2 separate regions of the Homo sapiens genome follow, and region 1 is linked to region 2. Evidence: chromatin loops called from intact Hi-C (ENCODE). Cell type or tissue: mucosa of descending colon. All regions are shown on one strand. Links, peaks and the distances in the headings refer to the core of each region. The heading gives the core; the rest is flanking DNA. Region 1 has its middle 120 kb from the start of RHOU. Region 2 overlaps LOC124904539 (a long non-coding RNA gene).

What was found. Peaks named below come from ENCODE experiments on the same cell type or tissue, not always from the same donor. Only the 100,000 strongest peaks of a DNase experiment are listed, where the experiment ranks them.
Region 1: a loop joins it to region 2, with 2.0 times the contacts of the local background. A loop is called at or near these places in 3 of 110 quality-filtered maps.

The regions. Positions count from the first base shown.
Region 1 is chr1:228,848,232-228,856,833 of GRCh38, forward strand. No RefSeq gene overlaps it. Among named protein-coding and RNA genes, the nearest start is that of RHOU, 120 kb to the left of the region's middle. RefSeq lists an enhancer at 675-1,489 and a silencer at 7,537-7,737. In mucosa of descending colon, for the core only: no CTCF peak of the experiment used is centred there; a DNase peak (open chromatin) is centred at 4,056.
Region 2 is chr1:228,930,961-228,939,562 of GRCh38, forward strand. LOC124904539 (a long non-coding RNA gene) reads right to left here. Exons shown (of 3, transcript XR_007066920.1): 3 at 1-974. Among named protein-coding and RNA genes, the nearest start is that of RHOU, 200 kb to the left of the region's middle. In mucosa of descending colon, for the core only: no CTCF peak of the experiment used is centred there; no DNase peak of the experiment used is centred there.

The DNA of each region.
Region 1 (8,602 bases), core at 1,336-6,335, 83 kb before region 2:
CACCCAATTCTAACTTATTATTATTTTTTAACTATTATTTTAGTTTACAGAGTTTTTCCTTAGTTATTTATGTTCTTCCTTCTTCCAAATAGAATTTGAAGTGTCTCAGACTTGGCTTCCAGGCTGCCTGCTGAGTACCCCGACCAGAGCCTCTTGCAGTCCAAGTTCACTTCATGAAAAGCTCACACTTCCCAGACACTCACCTCTTCCAGTATTATTCACCAGCCTGGTACAAGCAGCCTGCTGGTCACTCAGAGTAGATGCCTCATGCCCCCCCCCCCCCAGCCAACTGGGCACAGTGTCCTGTTGAATCTCCATCCACAGCCTCTGTCTGTTAAGCATCTCTCTAAACCCACGGCTCTGCCTTCAGCTGGGGCCCTCAGCAACCTCCACCACATGACTGCAGCCAGCTTCTCACTGAGGACCCCGACTATGCCACACCTCTTTGCTGGCAACCTACAGCTGCTTCCACACCCTCTTGCCAGAAACCTACAGCTGCTTTCATGGCCAATCCCACCATACCACATCCCTGAGCAATAATATTCTAGAGGTCCCTACTGCCTATAAACACCACTCAAACTTCTTAGAACGGCATAGGAACCTCTCCAGTTTCTGGCTGCACAACCATTTTTTGGTTTGTTTTCTATTTGTGAGACTATTTTGCTCAAATGTGTTTACAAGTGATTTAAAAAAAAAAAGAGAAACGCCATTGAAGGAAGTTTATAAACATAATGGGAAAATGCAAAGGTGATAAACATGTTCCTCTCCAGGTAGGCACTGCAGCTAATGAGCACCACTCCAGGGGTGTGGAGGCCTGAGGTGGGAATCACAGTGATCTTGCTCAAGGCTGGTCTCAGCAAGGCCCTCCAGGAGAAGAGCTTGCCTGGAGCATAAGCTCTTCTCTTTCCTGCTACAAAGGTGCAGGTTCAAAGGGCTCTTTTGTTTGAACAATTAGGTGAGCAGGAAGGCAATTAACAGGCCACTCAAAGTAAGTGAAAGGCAAAGGAACTGAAGCTGCAGTCCTATTAAAGAATAACAGATAACAGGTGAAGATTAGCAGGGGCAAGTTCCTATTAATAACACCACCTATTAATAGCAGCAGTCTCTGACCGAGTGTATTGTCCCCAGGTTCTGTGCTAAACATGCAAAAAGCATTGTCTCATTTAATCATCACCACAGGCCAAGCAGGTGGGACATGCGCTCGGAATTGCTGTGGGTGTGAAATCACTCACCCTGCTCTCACACTGGAGCTTGGGGCTCAGCCATTCTAGTGCCAGTGTGTGTCCCATGATTTCAGACTGCCTTTCTGCAAAAGCTGAGAAGACAGCTTCAGTCCGTACGGTGATAAAGCGTATGTGGAGAAGAGAATCTTTTTTCTAATTTGCAAGGTTGCTCCCAGCATACAGAGCTGGGACTTTCCACTCTTATACAAATCAGCCCATCCTTCTCATCTGCTTTTCAAAATTGTACCTCCTGGGCTCTCCCAGGAATAAGAAACCAGCTTTTTATGGAGTCATGCAATTCTTCAAGACTTTTTCCTCAGCAATACAAAGACCAGGCAGCCAAAGCTTGGAAATGACCAAGTCACTGTTTGTATGAACTCAGTTACATTTTTAAATACTTTAATTGATGCATAGCGATTGTATATATTCATGGAGTACATAGTGAGGTTTCCATACCTATAATGTATAGTGATCAGATCAGGGTAATTAGCATATCCATAATCTCAAACATTTACTTCTTTGTTTTGGAAACATTCAATATCCTAGCTATTCGAGACTATAGAATATATTACTGTTAACTACAGTCACTCTACATTGGCATAGAACTCTAGAACTTATTCCTCTCATCTAGTTGTAATTTTGTATCTTTTAACAAATCTCTCCCTATCTCTCTCAGTTACATTTTTAAGGCAAACCCTTCATTCTGAGTATGTGTCTGAGAATGGCAGTAGAGTAGTTCTCTTTTCCTCTGTTATGTTTAGATTCTTGAGGTGTGCATTTACTTTAGAATGCATGACAACTCTTAGTCACTGCAAAGATAATAAGTTGTAGTCATGTAGCAGGACGAGCTGCAGACAAAACTCCTCAGACACTGGGTTAAAGAAGGAAGGAGCTTTATTTGGTCTGGAGCTTCGGCAGACTTGCATCTCAAAAGCCGAGCTGCCCGAGTGAGCAATTCCTGTCCAAGGGCTTACAACTCTAAGAGGGTCTGCATGAGAGGGCTGTGATCAATTGAGCAAGCAGGGGGTACGTGACTGGGGGCTGCATGCACCGGTAATTAGAATGGAACAGAACAGGACAGGGGTTTTCACAGTGCTTTTCTATACAATGCCTGGAATCTATAGATAACACAAGTAGTTAGGTCAGAGGTTGATTTTTAACTACCAGGGTGTGTGCCAGGCTATCTGTCTGTGGATTTCATTTCTGCCTTTTAGCTTTTACTTCTTCTTTCTTTGGAGAAACGCCCAGAAACTGGGCGTAAGACACTATGAGGAGTGGTCTCCTCCCTTAGTCATACCTACATTCTTACTTTAATAAAACTGCACTTTCATGGGAAAAGCATTTTTTTTCTGGTTTTCATATTAACTGGCTTGGGCTGAAGTTATGCTTAGGAAAGCTTGGACAGTCGGTTGTTGCAACCAGACCCAAGGAGGCCTTGTCTGCCTGGGCTGCATGAATGAGGAACTGGGGACAGGTATTGAGACTGGAGAGGTGGGAATCAGATATTCCAAAGCCTAACCTCCTTAGTGAAGCCTACAGATCGCCTGTTCCTACAGGCTTCATAGCCAGAATGCCTTTCTTGGCAGATCAATTGTCCTTCTTTGGAATCATTTTAAAAGCTCTCCGGCTACTTCATCCTCTCCAGTTATCACTGGATCTTTTAAAGGACTCTGAAATGCACACTGAGTAGCAGTCAGCCTCATTTCACTTACAAAAATGGGTTCCTGAGATTTTGCTGTTTATGGATATTTTGTAAATAGAATCCGTTTAAAGGCACTAGAGGAAATTTCTATTTAAATGAATCCTCCTGGGAATCCCTTTGCATTGAAAATGTGAATTGATCTGTTCCATAACATGGATCTGTCAGATTTTCTCAGGGTGGCCTTGCAGTGCGGCACCCCAGGGAAGAATTACAGTAGAGTAATGGAGCGACTCCAGGCTGGCGGCCTCTGCTTGTGTTCCCGCCATCTGTAGCAAAGGATGCCTCAACCTGGGCAGCAGGATTGGGATGTGAAACATAAAATGTGCTGTGACATCAAATATACAATTCTGACAGCCTCCTACTCATTTAAAAGATTTCTTGTTAGGTTTTTAAGTCCTTTGGGAGGATCCTTCTATCCTCTTACACAAGGAATGCTACTCTTGATGCAATTAATCTGAAAGAGGATTTAAAGACAATTTCTATGCCAGGGCTTCCGCTGTGTGAAGCCAACATTAGGTTCAAGTGTGCGATAACATTCGACATGGCTTACATGGTAAGTGTATGTTTCCAAGAGGGACTATTAAACTGAAGTGGATTAAAGACAGCTCAATTTTTTATAACCATTTCCTCACTTGAGTATTTTTATACTTCCCTGCCTTCACCAGAAGGAAGCCACAAATCTCCTCAACAGTTGTTAAGCCATTGTGAACAAATTCTCAAGCTGCATTTTTATATCATCCCCCTCCCCAGGTTCAAATCTGACAACTGGGGATGCTGCTGTGGACTCGGGTATTAGCCAGGGCTCAGTCACGTGTGAGTGAGAGATGAGCTCCTCCAGGAGGGGAAAGCGGGAGCAGGCCTTGCTGCTCCCCAAGCCCCACACCCCTAACCCCTATACCCCACACAGAACAACACACACAACAGGCGCATACATCCCAACACACACAGACACACACACCCCACCACACTCACACCCCCCAACACACACAGCAACACACACCCACCACACCACACACAGACATGCACACTCACAGGTACACACTCCCAACACACACACACTGATGAGACAGCCAGGTGGGAAGGGCTCCCTGGCAGGCCCTCTGACTGGCCTGTGCACTGGTAGGAGTGCACGCTGGGGTGGAGCATGGGGAAGTTCACGTCTTTGAGGGGGAGGAGCCTGGCCCCTCCTTTTCCTGGGTGGAAACTGGGATTCAATCTGCGGGGTGGGAAGCACACTAGCAGGGACTCTGGCTTTGCCCAGGGCCCCGTTTCCCTTTTGCCCAATACATTCCACTTTTTCTCACCCTTCAAAGTGTCTGCAAGCCTAATCTCTCATGGCCGTGTGACAAGAACCCAGCTCTTAGCTGAACTAAGGAAAAAGTCCTACAACACTGACACATACACCAACACAAACACACCCAGCACACAGACCAACACACACACACACACACACACACACACAGGCATCCCTGCCACACATACACTCACCCCGAAGCAAACGCACACACCCCACACATGCCTCCCATCACACACTCATACACACCCTCCCCAAGCACTGTCAGAAGGCCCACCCAGGATACCTGGAGCATTCCCTTGGCTGGGGGCCATGAGTTGAGATGGACTAAGTGCAAGTCCCCATCCTGAGAGTGCAAGCCAACCCTGAGAGGTCATTTGCAGAGTCAAGAATGACTCCAGTTGGGTTTCGTGGTGCATGTGTGTAATCTCAGCATTTCAAGAGGCTGAGGTGGGAGGACAGCTTGAGGCCAGGAGTTTGAGACCAGCCTGGTCAACATAGTGAGACCCTGTCTTTAACACTTTTTTTTTTTTTTTTTTTTTAGTTTTAATATTCTGGTGACCTGGAAGCTTAATTACTAAATATCTTTTTCTTTTGTCAATTGCATTGTCATTACAATGTGTCAAAATAATAAATTATATAGTTCAAACTTTGACAGATTTAAATAAAAGACAAAATTAAAATTTAATTCAAAATATTTTCCTTAAGGAAAGATTCAATCTTCTAAAAAATCATTAGTAAAGGTATTTATGAATGATCCTATGTTAGAATGAGACACATTTCAGCATTAGTTAGGTAAAGAGTACCAAACACCAGCCATACAAAGGGATGGAAACGAGTGAAAGGAGTTGCAAATTCCCTTCAATTCTTTCAACTCTCTCTGAGCTATATACAAAAACATTACATGATTACATAACAATTTAACAGCAAACATTATTTGTAATGCTCTATTAGCATACAGGATAAGATCCAATTGTGTAAAGGAAAAAAGAATCCCACCCTACCTCTCTCCCAGTCATTCCCTTAAATGATCTTTTAGGCATCTGGGAGGTTTATATTCCTGGGAAACAATGTATCAAGCGGGATGGTGGAAGCACAGCTCTGTGCAGGGTGGTAGCAAAAAAGAATCCCACCCTCTACAGGCACATCTCAGGCAGATCCATTTTAGGAAAAGTACTTCTGGAAATTGGGGATTTGGAAGTAGATTCCTTTAAAGTGCTTAGGTGCCTGTGTAGGCCTTGGGAAGTCTTCCATTTCCTCCAGGAGTCTGCACACTGCTGTTCAAAGATTGCTCTAGGAAGTTTTCCATTTGAGATAGGTAAGGATTAGTCAGAAAATACGATACAAACTACAAGGTTGTTAATGTAGACATTACTCCACCTTGACCTGATGTGCCACTTAAAGCCACACAAATAATAGTTATCTGTTTAGCACATACTGTACATGGCTTTGCAGATTCTATCTGTGTCTGTCTGTGTATGTGCAAATCTCATATTGACATAGTCTAATGCTGAGTTCAAACTGAATTCAGAACCTGAGTTTGTGATGAACTGATGGGGATCCTGAGCCAGTGAAATTTGCAGATTAAAACTAATGACCTCGTTAATATCCACAGGCCAAGGAGGCCTGAGGACAATATGTTCTTACTTACAAAAGCTGTATAAAAAGTTGTTATTTCCATGTTATAGATAGAAAACAGAAGCACAGAGAAGTCAGGTCATTTGCCCAAGATCACAAAGCAAGTGAGTAGTAGAATAGACATTTAAACAAATTGGACTTTTAATGTTATGGAAGGCAACCTTAGAAGACGGTCTCAGTGGGCAAGTCTGAGACTCACCACTGGGGGATTATTTTGCCCCGATTTCACTGCACCATCTGCTCGTGCAGGTATGCAAAGGAAGGTCACACACATCAGGGAGTTCTGAATTTCAATTTTATATCTGAGGAAAGATAGCGTTGCAAAGCAGCTGATTTAAGACCATCTGATGACAACCAAATCAAGAATAACTTAATAATTAGTCATTACAAAGTACTAACTGCTTACTCATTTTGGAAGTGATATAATGTAATGGCTAATGATAAGGAAACTGGAATCATTGCTTGGGTTCAAATCTCAAATCTACTGTTAATAAGCTCTGTGACCTTTGATGAGTTACTTAACTTTTCTGTTTTTCAGTTTTCTTATTTTGAAAATAGGCAAAATGATAGCATCCAGCTCATGAAATTATTACAGAAATTATATAAAATAGCACAGATAAAGTGTTTGGAAAAGCATGTGGCTAACACATAGAAAGCACTCAATAAATGCAAGTTACTGTTAGGAAAATATTAGAAGAAACTTTTAAAAATTATTTAGTTTTTAACAATTAGGGTAAAATATGTGTAATGTAAAATTTACCACATTAACCATTTTTAAGTCTGCAGTTCAGTGGCAGACTCCCTATTCCTAACATCACTCTGGCTCTTTTCCGTATCTATAAATTTGACTAAGTATCTCATATAAATGGAATTATACATCATTTGTCCTTTTGTGACTAGCTTATTTCATTTAGCATAATGTCTTCAAGGTTCATCCATGTTGTAGCACGTGTCAGAATTTCCTTCCTTTTTAAGGCTAAATAATAGTCCATCATATGGATATACCACATTTTGCTTATCCATTCATCTGTCAATGCACACTTGGGTTGCTTATAACTTCTGGTTATTGTGAAATAATGCTGCTATGAAAATGAATCTACAAATATCTTTTTATGTCCCTGCTTTGAATTCTTCTGGGTGTACATCCAAGATGTGAAATTGCTGGATTACATGGTAGTTCTATTTGTAATTCTCTGAGGAACTGTCGTAGTGTTTCCCATAATGACTATACTTCGTTACATTCCCAGCAGCAGTACACAAGGATTCCAATTTCTCCACACCCTAGCCAATACTTGTTATTTATTTTTAAATGTTTTAAAAATAACCACACATCCTAATAGATGCATGGTGATACGTTGCTATGGTTTTTGATTTGCGTTTCCCTAATGATTAGTGATGTTGAACAGCTTTTCCTGTGTTATTGTATTTCTTTTTGTTGTTTGAATGTGTTTAATTTCCACAAATGTGTGAATTTTCCGGTTTTTACTTCTGTTATTGATTTCTAACTTCATCTTGTTGTGATCAGAGAAGATTCTTTGTATGAAATATTTTTAAATCTACTGAGACTTAATTTATGACCTTGCATATGGTATATTGTGGACAATTTCCCATATGCACTTGAAAAAAAGGTATATGCTGTTGCTGGGTAGAGTGTCCTGTAGATCAGGGGTCCCCAACCCCTGGGCCGTGGAGCCGTGCCACAGCCTGTTAGGAACCAGGCTGCACAGTAGGAGGTGAGCAGAGGATGAGCGAACATTACTGCCTGAGCTCCACCTCCTGTTAGATCAGCGATGACGGCATGAGATTCTCATAGAAGCGCGAACTCTGTTGTGAACTGCACGTGTGAGGGACCTAGGTTGAGCGCTCCTCATGGGAATCTAACTAATGCCTGATGTTGATCTGAGGTGGAACAGTTTCATCCCAAAACCATCCCCCATCCCTGGTCTGTGGAAAAATTGTCTTGCATGAAATTGGTCCCTGGTGCCAAAAAGGCTGGGGACCACTGTTGTAGATGGCTGTTAGACCTGATTGGATTATTGTATTGTTCAAGACCTCTGTTTCCTTGCTTATCTTCTGTCTGGTTGTTCTATCCATTATTGAGGTGGGATATTAAAGTCCCCAACTATTATTATAGAACTGTCTATCTCTCCCTTCAGTCTGTCCATTTTTGCTTTATATGTTTTGAAAGTTTGTTATTAGGCACATAAATGTTGATAATTGTTATATACTCTTGCTGTATTGGAACTTTTATTAATATATAATGCCTGTATTGTCTTTTGTACCCTTTTGTGACATTAAGTTTGACTTAAGACTTTATTTGACTTAAATTCTAGTTTAGTTACCCTATTCTCTTTGGTCACTATTTGCATGGAATATCTTTAACCTTCGACCTATTTGTGTCTTTGGATCTAAAGTGGATCTCTTATAAACATCATATAGTTGGATCCTGTGTTTTCTATTTATTCTGCCAATTTCTGTCTTTTGATTGGAGAATTTAATCCTTTACATTTGAAGTAATTACTGAAAAGGAAGGACATACTTCTGTCATTTTGCTATTTGCTTCAGAGATTTTTGTTCTGCATTACTGTCTTTTGTGTTTAGTTGACTTTTTTGTAGTGAAAGATTTTAATTCCCTTCTCATTTCCATTTGTGTATATTCTATAGCTATTTTCTTTGTGGTTACCATGGGGATTACATTTAACATCCTAAAGTTATAACACTCTAATGTGAATTTATACCAGCTTA
Region 2 (8,602 bases), core at 1,548-6,547:
AGGAGAGCAGAGGGCAAGGGCAGCTCCAGTCCCGCAGCTCTGCCCATTATTGCTGCACAAGAAGTAAATTCCTTTACTTTCTTAAGCCTCAGTTCCTCCATTTGCAAAATAACCATTGTGATATCTTGCAGAGTTGTTGGAAGGATCCAAAAGAAAATGGTTACAAAAGCTTTTTTTTTTTTTGAAGTAACCGTTCTTTACAAATGTTAGGTATATCCAAGTTTGACTTAAGGGGAGTGTATTAGTTTGCCAGGACTGCCCTAACAAAGTGCCACAGACTGAGTGGTGTGAACAACAGAAATCTATTTTCTCACAGTGCTGGAGGCTGGAAATCGATGTCTTGCAGACAGCCGTCATCTCCCTGTGTCCTCACGTGGTCTTCCCTCTGTGTGTGTCTGTGTCCTCATCTCCTTTTCTTTTAAGGGAACCAGTCATATGGGATTAGGGGTCACCCAAATGACTTCATTTTAGCTCAATCACCTCTATAAAGGTGACTGAACTCTATCTCCAAATACATTCACATTCTGAGGTCCCAGGGGTTAGATCAATGTGTGAATGTTGGGGAGACACAACTCAGCCCACAGCAGGGAGATTGGTGTGGGTGACGGGCATCTGATCACCATATTTTTTCCCCAATTATATTGGAAAATGGACAGTATCAAGTATAGCAGAGCCAGTACGGTGTGCCAAAGGTGATGAGGCCCTCATCATCACATTTCGCTCGCTGGATTTCGATTTCTATTTTGTCCCTTTGCCCTTTTCTGTGGATGGCGACCAAATCAATGGTGGAGGTCAGATGTAAGTCTAGGAAACCACCTATAAGGACACTTTCTACTAAGTAGTCCCTGAGTCCCTGGAGACTTGTCCCCCTTTCCTGTCACTCTCCTCTTCACACAGACCACTCCTCCTGAAGAGGATCAGGTAGTGATGCTGTGGCTGCTGTGGGCAGAAGTTGAGGTGAGATCCAGGGGCTGCTGTGGGCAAAAGTTGGGGTGAGATGCAGGTGCAGAGCTGTTAACATTATCTTGGAGAAAATTAGTGTTATGCAAACCAAAAAGTGACTTTATTTGTTGGACTGTTTTTAGCTTCAAGGGACAATGAGTGATTTAGAATGGGGCTATTCCCATGTGGTCGTTGCCCATGGAAAGAATGCTGTGGAATATCTGTTTGTCCACTGGCATTTGCTACAACTTAGCATGGCATCTCCAGATGAGATAGGCAGAGAAAAGCCGGACAAGGGCCAGCCTAGTGACCCTCTTGGGTAAGTGCTCCTGATCACATGTGCAAAATAATGTTTGGGGTGTATTGGAGAGTTGAAAACCAGTGAGCTCTTTCCTGGACTTGTCTACTAAGAGCTTTTCATTTTCTCTTGTAGCAAACTAAATTGAAGTCCTGGAGGAAGATCCTGAGCCATGGGAGGGCAGCTCCACATGCCACAGAGCAAACGAGGCAGCTTCACCTCTGCTCTGCTCATACCGTGCTGGTGCTCACCCCTTCTGATGGGAAGGGTGACAACAAAGTCAGCGGGCATCTGTGGATCAGTTCAGACACAGCCCCCTGCTTTCCTGGCAGGGGCCAGGTGCACATCAGATACCTGTATTGCGTATGTCGGAATGGACACCAACTTCCTCTGGGTACATCCCTAATCACCAGCAATAACCCTGAATCATTTATCACAAAGGCCTGCTGCCAAAGCCCTTCGAGACCCCAGTGAACTGCTGTTGGCTTTCCCTTCTGAGATTTTGCTGGTACATCACAGTGAGCCATCACTACTATTTGTTTTCTCAACTTATTACACTAGTGTGCCAGCACATGAGACACTAGAAATTTAGTGCAGAAGTCTGTGCCTTTTTCGAGTGTATGTGTGGGCATTTTTCTGGGGAGGGATTTATCAGATTATGCTTGGCCAAAAGTGCCAAGTATGAGATGCCAATTACTCATTCCACTGTCCCATATAGAACAGAACTAACACAAATTGATAGTGGGAGATGTGGGGGATCTTGGTGGTTATCTCAAGAATCAACCACAGCATCTAGTGCTGAGCCTTCATAATTATACTTATCATCAACCTGAAGATTTTTTTATAATAAACTAATACACCCCTGTATTTGTTTCCCAAGGCTGCTACTAACAATGTACCCCAAACAGAGTGGCTTAAACAGAAATGTATGGTCTCAGAGCTCTGGAGGCTGGAAGTTCAAGGTCAAAGTCTTGGCAGGGTTGGTGTCTTCTGAGGACCGTGAATGAGAATCTGTTCTAGGCCATTCTCCTGGCTTCTAGTAGCCTCAGGCATTCACTCCTTGGCTTATAGATGGCATTTGCCCCATGTCTTCACAAGCCTTCCCTCTGTACAGGTTGGCTTCCAAATTTCCCTGTTACATAAGAACACCAGTCATACTGGATTAGGGTCTACCCTAATGACCTAATCTTAACTTGATCATCTGCAAAGACCCTATTCCTAAAGAAGGTCATATCTACAGGTGCTTGGGGTTAGAACAGCTTTTGGGCAGACACAGTTCAATCCATAACAGCCCTTCAGAATCACCACCATCAACTCAGTGCTTATTCAAGAGCCAGGGTGCAACATTGAATGCTGTTGGGCTGAACCATCTGCCCCAGAGACCCCAGGTCATGCAGGGCAGTCTCTACTGCATATTCCAAAGGTGTTCCTGGCCAGTCTGTTGCTGCTGATTCAATCACATGATTTACCATTTAAACCTCAGACTGGACTGATTTTGAAGGTGCGTGGAGAATTCAGTGGAGGGATCTCCTAAAGAAGTCAGGCTGCCAGGGAGTTCCTAGCCCTTAGGAGAAAGATACTTGGCAATTCCAGGAGGTTGAAAAGCTCTCCCTCTATCCTTGTTTATGAACTTTCACTCCCACCATTCCCTCACTCCACCTGGAGCACTCCTCTCCACCCCCTTTCTCCCTGTGGCCCACTCCAATCTCTTTCAACACCCAGAGCTCACCCTGCCTTCCCTTTTCTTTCCACGTTTACAAACTGGAAGTGCCGTTGAGTCTTCACTGGACTCTGGACCTCTTGCATGGAATGCTTACTTTCACTCCTGTCTTCCAGCCCTTCCTGAATCCCAGCCTACTGGAGAATGGGGTTGGAGTCTTCTTCAAGGACCTTTTCTCCCCAGACGCCCTGCAATGCCTGGCAGGGTGCTTTATGTGCAGAAGGGCTACATATCCTGGAAAGTGGGCTTGAAGCTTCAGGTGGAGCCCTGGAATTGATTGTGCCATTCCAGGAAACTTCCCACAAGCAGCCCAAGACCCTGATTGTCTACAGAAAATCATACAGACACCTTAATCCAGAGTTCTTTTTACCTTCAGGACTACTGCCAAGGTGGGCCTCCTGTGGGAGAAAAGGCTTCTGTCAAAATAGCTCCAAGTGTCCTGGTTCCACCTGAAACCTCCATTGCCACATTGCAGTGACGGGCCTGTCATTTGCAAAGTGCAGGCCACCAAAACTAGTTTCTGGCAGCAAATTGGCATGTACATATAACAGTTAGGTCTAAGGGCTCTGCAGACAGGATATTTATGAGTGGCGCCTTCACCACACTTTAAAGAAAATGGTCTAGTTGAAAAAATGATATAGACACATTCTCCCAAAGTTACTGACATTGACAGTCTTTCATGCCACTACTTGCTCTTCCTCCTCTGCTGGGTGTCCCCTCCACTTAGCCTGGCAGACTCCTCAGCCTTTAAGAACCATTGCAACCATAAAAATAATGAAATCATGTCCTTTGCAGCAACATGGATGCAGCTGCAGGCCATTATCCTACGCGAATTAACGTAGGAACAGAAAATCAAATACCGCCATTCTCACAAGTGGGAACTAAACATTGCGTACTCATGGATATAAAGATGGGAATAGACACTAGGGACTACTAGAGGGGGCAGAAAGGGAGGGAGGAGAGAAGGGTTGAACAAACTACTGGGTACTGTTTTCACTACCTGGCTGACAGGATCATTCGTATCCCAAACCTCAGCATCATGCAATATGCCCACCATGTAAACAAGCCTACACATGCACCACCCCCCCCCCGAATCTAAAGTAAAGTTGTAATTACAAAATAAATCAATAAATAAGTTAATAAATGAAAGGACCATCACATTGTTTTTCCTACAAGCAGCCTTCCCTGGTCCCCTCACAAGCACATCCTCTCCCTCAACGCTAGTCAAGGAACTCTTTCCACCAATGGGTTCCTGCAGCACTTTGTGAGGACTCAGTTAACACACTGTGGGGCTGCTTTTTCTGGCTTTCTTTCTGTGTCGCCACCAGCTTGAGGACAGAACACTGCTTTACTTCTGTCCCTGCCTCCCTGGGCAGGTTCTGGTGGTAAGGGCTGTTTTGTTTACTTTAAATCACCCCAGGCCTCTCTTGCCAAAGGTCAAGATTCAGTAGTCATATTCTATTAAAGTACAGACAGGACTTTGGACCAAAGGCAGAGATGTCACAGTGATCAGTGCCCACCAAGAGGACAACACTCCAGGCTCAGATGAGTCACAGCCAGCCACGCCTGAGGGCTGTGAGGAGGCAGACCTGGACCACCATGGACCAAAGGTCAGCCTAAAGCGAACTCACTTGCAAAGACAGGCAGATGACAAGGTCAAGCAAATGACCGGAAGTGGCTCTAGAGTAGTGGTCCCCAAGGGCCAAGCCATTTTACTATTGCCAAAATGCCCTTTATTTGAATAACTGCAGGTGACTGCAGTAGGGACAATTGTCTATTTTAATACCAGTCTTTGGAAAAATAGAAAACCGGCCACCCCGTGAAGTGTACAAGACTGAAAGCCCTGCTGCAGAGGAGGCACTTCTCATCGACTTACCGGCTGCCTCTTCCCACTGCAGTACTGATGAGGGAGGTAGCTAGCCAGGCATGAGCAGGGCAGGAGGGGCTCTCCCAACACACACACCAGGAATGTCAGACAACCATCAGGTGATGATCAGGTTGTTGTTAACTGTCTCTCTAAAATAATAATTGGGCACAGCCAGCACCAGGGAAAGGCAGTCTCCCAATAAACAGAAAACACCTGAAGCTGGTGATCAGCTGCTTCCCGATAAGGTTGCAGGGGATTGGGTGAGTGGGCTCAAGCATGCGCACTAAGAGGCAAAATGGAGGCGTTTAGCTGGCATATGACCTTCCTCTAGGAATGCCAGATTGGTAAGGGAAGAACGCCTCAAGTGAGCATGTGTACAACTCCAGTAAACACACTGTGCATGCCCCGCTCTCAAGCACCGTTACTGCGCATGGGAACAGCCCACCCGAACAGCCCACCCCAAGGGAAGAATCAGAGGAGAAGTAATGCAAGACCCTGGAAGCGTGCCAACATATAAACCCCAAATCAAAGGTCAAACCCTGCACTCGACCTCACAAGTTGCCTGCTTGGCTGTCTTCCAAGTGTACTTTACTTCCTTTCACTTCTGTTCTAAAACTTGCCTTGGTCTTTTCTTCTGCCTTATGCCCCTCAGTCGAATTTTTTCTTCTGAGGAGGCAAGAATGGAGGTTGCTGCAGACCTGCGCAAGTTGCCTCTACTAATGACATGTCACCAGAGCGTGTGAGCAGGGTGCTGGGCTGGGCTCTGGCCACCCCAAGTGCTCTAGGACAGCCCCTGCCTGCAAGGACTTACAGCTAAATTGGGACATGGGAACAGATGTAGACCTGTGGGCCCAATATAGGGTGCTGGGTGCCCCTCTGAAAGTGCGGCCCCAACAACACATCCTCGGGTCAAGGCACACAAGGCCTCTGGGTCCCCACTTCCACTCCACCAGGCAGATTCTACTTTTTTTTTTTTTTTAATGTACTGGGGCTCTGCTCATGGTTTATTTTAAAGAAAAGTTTCTGCTGCTTTAAAAAAAAAAATTGAAAACCCTGAAAACTGTCCCTCTGGCCTGAGCTCATTTCCTGGGTGAGGAAACAGAGGCCCCGAGAAGCCTGAGGACTGTCCAGCATCCCATGGCTGGGTGGCTGGTAGATGGCCAGCCCGGGCAGAGCCTGGTCTCTCGGTGATTTTCACTGTCTCTCTCCATTTGTGTCATATCTGTGTCCTCTCCATTTGCAGCAGGGACTTACACCTCCTTTTCACCTGCACCAATGCCAGGATGGAGATTTGCTTATGCCCCTTGGCCCTGCAGGCAGCCCAGCGACTCACAAAGTCTCAGGACCCTACTGCAGGGGTCCCCAACCCCCAGGGCCACAGACCTGTGCCAGTCCCCAACCACCCTGGGCATGCCCTGCAGAGGTACCAAGCCCGGGGCTGGAAGGGCGGGGATGAAGATTATGGATGCCATCTGAATCTTTTCAAATTCAACACATTTTTTTGGACACCAAAGCACTTTTTGTACATTTAAAAAAAATTACTCTAAACACTAAACCTGGAAGTTGTTTTCTGAAGAAGGTGAGGGGAGAGCACCTCCCCCAGGCAACCTAGATCCCTCGCATGCACAGTTCCCAACACGGAGTCTTGTGGAAGGGAGCGCTCAGTAAGATGTCATTTAGCTTAAAGACTGTGGATGCCTGAGCATGCCGCGTTTCCCGCAGCCGTGCTTCTTGCTTGGTGCTCAGTCTTGGCAAAGTCATCTCCGGCCCTACGTTCTCAGGTGTGAACGGTGGAGTCAGGGGTGCTGAGGGTCATGCTCACTCACCAACTACCCTGCACCAGCACCCTCCCCCCTGCACTGGTTTTCTGTGCTCTCGTTTGGTGTCCCCAAAATCTTGAGGCCTGTAGGATTATCACCACTACACAGAAGAGGAAACCGAGGGTTAGAGAGGTGGTCTGAATGTCTAAGAAGGGAGATCCAGGATTGGAACCCAGATTTGTACAACTCCAAAGCTCTCTTGTGACCTGTGCCGCCTCCCAAGGGGTGAGCAATCGTGCCTCCCTTTCCTCTGCTCAGCCACCCTGCAGCTCACACAGCTGCAGTAATGACTGCTCTCGAGAGAGCTGCCCCACCCAGAGGGGTTTAAGGCAGAGAAGAGCGGCCTGCAGCCTAGTTTCTCTCAGTGTGCCTTACAGCCAAAGCCAAAGACTGAGGCCGACTCCCAGGACAGGGCCGCTACCCTGGCCTCAACACCACAAATGACTGGACGCAGCTGCTGGCAGAAAAAGCCGCACTCCAGGCATTTAGTACCTAACCGAAGAAATCCAAAGATTCTTATCTGTGCCTTGCTTCTCAACTGCAGAGGTTCTTCCCTTTTGTCCTAACACACTGGGAGGGAACTCTGCACTGATGACAAGTAACCATGAACGTGATTCCTTTCCCTCCTGCGGTGGTCATCTTCAGCAACTCTAGCCGTGAAGCCAGCCTGCCTGTCTCTTTCTTTGCTTGTGTTGGGTCATATTACTGAAGAAAGAATAATAGCAACACTGTTACCCGCCTGTGTACCAGTCTTTGTTCACGGGAGGTTTTAGGATCTCTATGACACACGCAGGCAGAGCATGCCACCGTCACTTAGGAGGGGAAGCCAGAGGTCTTGGAAGTCACACACTAGCAGGGAAGAGACCTAGGTTTTCCCATGGCTCACTGCAGCCTCCCTGAACTCTTTTTCCACAGATGCTAGGCTGACACTCCCTTGTCCCCCTCTAGAGCTCTGTGAACAGGAAGAGGTTGTCTTCTAGCTGTGTAGAGGCTGGGGGAACAGCCCACAGTGCAAGCCACGACTACCTGCTCTGAAGTGGAGGGGCTGTGGAGCAGACAGCAGACTTCTCCCAGCTGAGCAGAGCTGGGCAAAACAGATCGATCTAAACCGCCCTTAGCGGATGTTCTCATTTCCCTGCTGCCCTAAAAGTGGTGTCCGCCTGAGGTGAACACTATAAATAACTGTTCACAGGCGGGTTGTTAAGGACTCTATGGCCTGTGTTGGCAGAGACAGATTCCGGGAAGTCAGTGACTTGGTCACTTCCTACTTAAAACGCAGGGCACCAAGGAGCCTATTTTGGGCTAAATGCAAAAGCCTGGGAATCAAAGAAGAAACGTTAGAGGAGAGACCGACCTCTTGCTTTTAGCCACAGTTTGGAAAAGTTTTTTGTTGTTCTCAATAGTTCGATGGAAAGTGGTAAAAATGCTTTAATTAATTATTAACCTTGGTATTTTTCTTCATAGTTCTCAACATGCTTCACACACCTTTCCTTCTTTGAGCCTCAAAGCAACACTGTGAGTAATCTTATTGTTGTGAACCCATTTTACAGGTGAGAAGACAGAGGCAATAAACATAAGGGCTGGGCCTCACACCTGGATCTGCTGCTCCCTAGCCCCTAGTTATTCCTTCGCCTCACACCCAAGGCCATGATCTCACTAAAAAGAAACACCTTTAAGAGCAGGCACCCCTGCCTGATTCAGTCAGCAGTAAGCCATCAGCAGATCTTGCCCAGTTATAGCCTGGTCCACCTGTTTGTAATAAGCATAGTGAGAAGGACAGAATCACAGCTAGGTGGTTGGCAGGTTGAGTTGAGACTGACCACAGGGTGTGTTTGGTTTCTGGATGGGGCTGGGGTCCTTCTGAGCGTGAGACAATAGATGACACTCAGCCACAGGAGGCTGGGCCCAGCAGGGCCTCCGGCCTCAAAGCAGCGGGGTAGCAGCTCTGAAGTCAG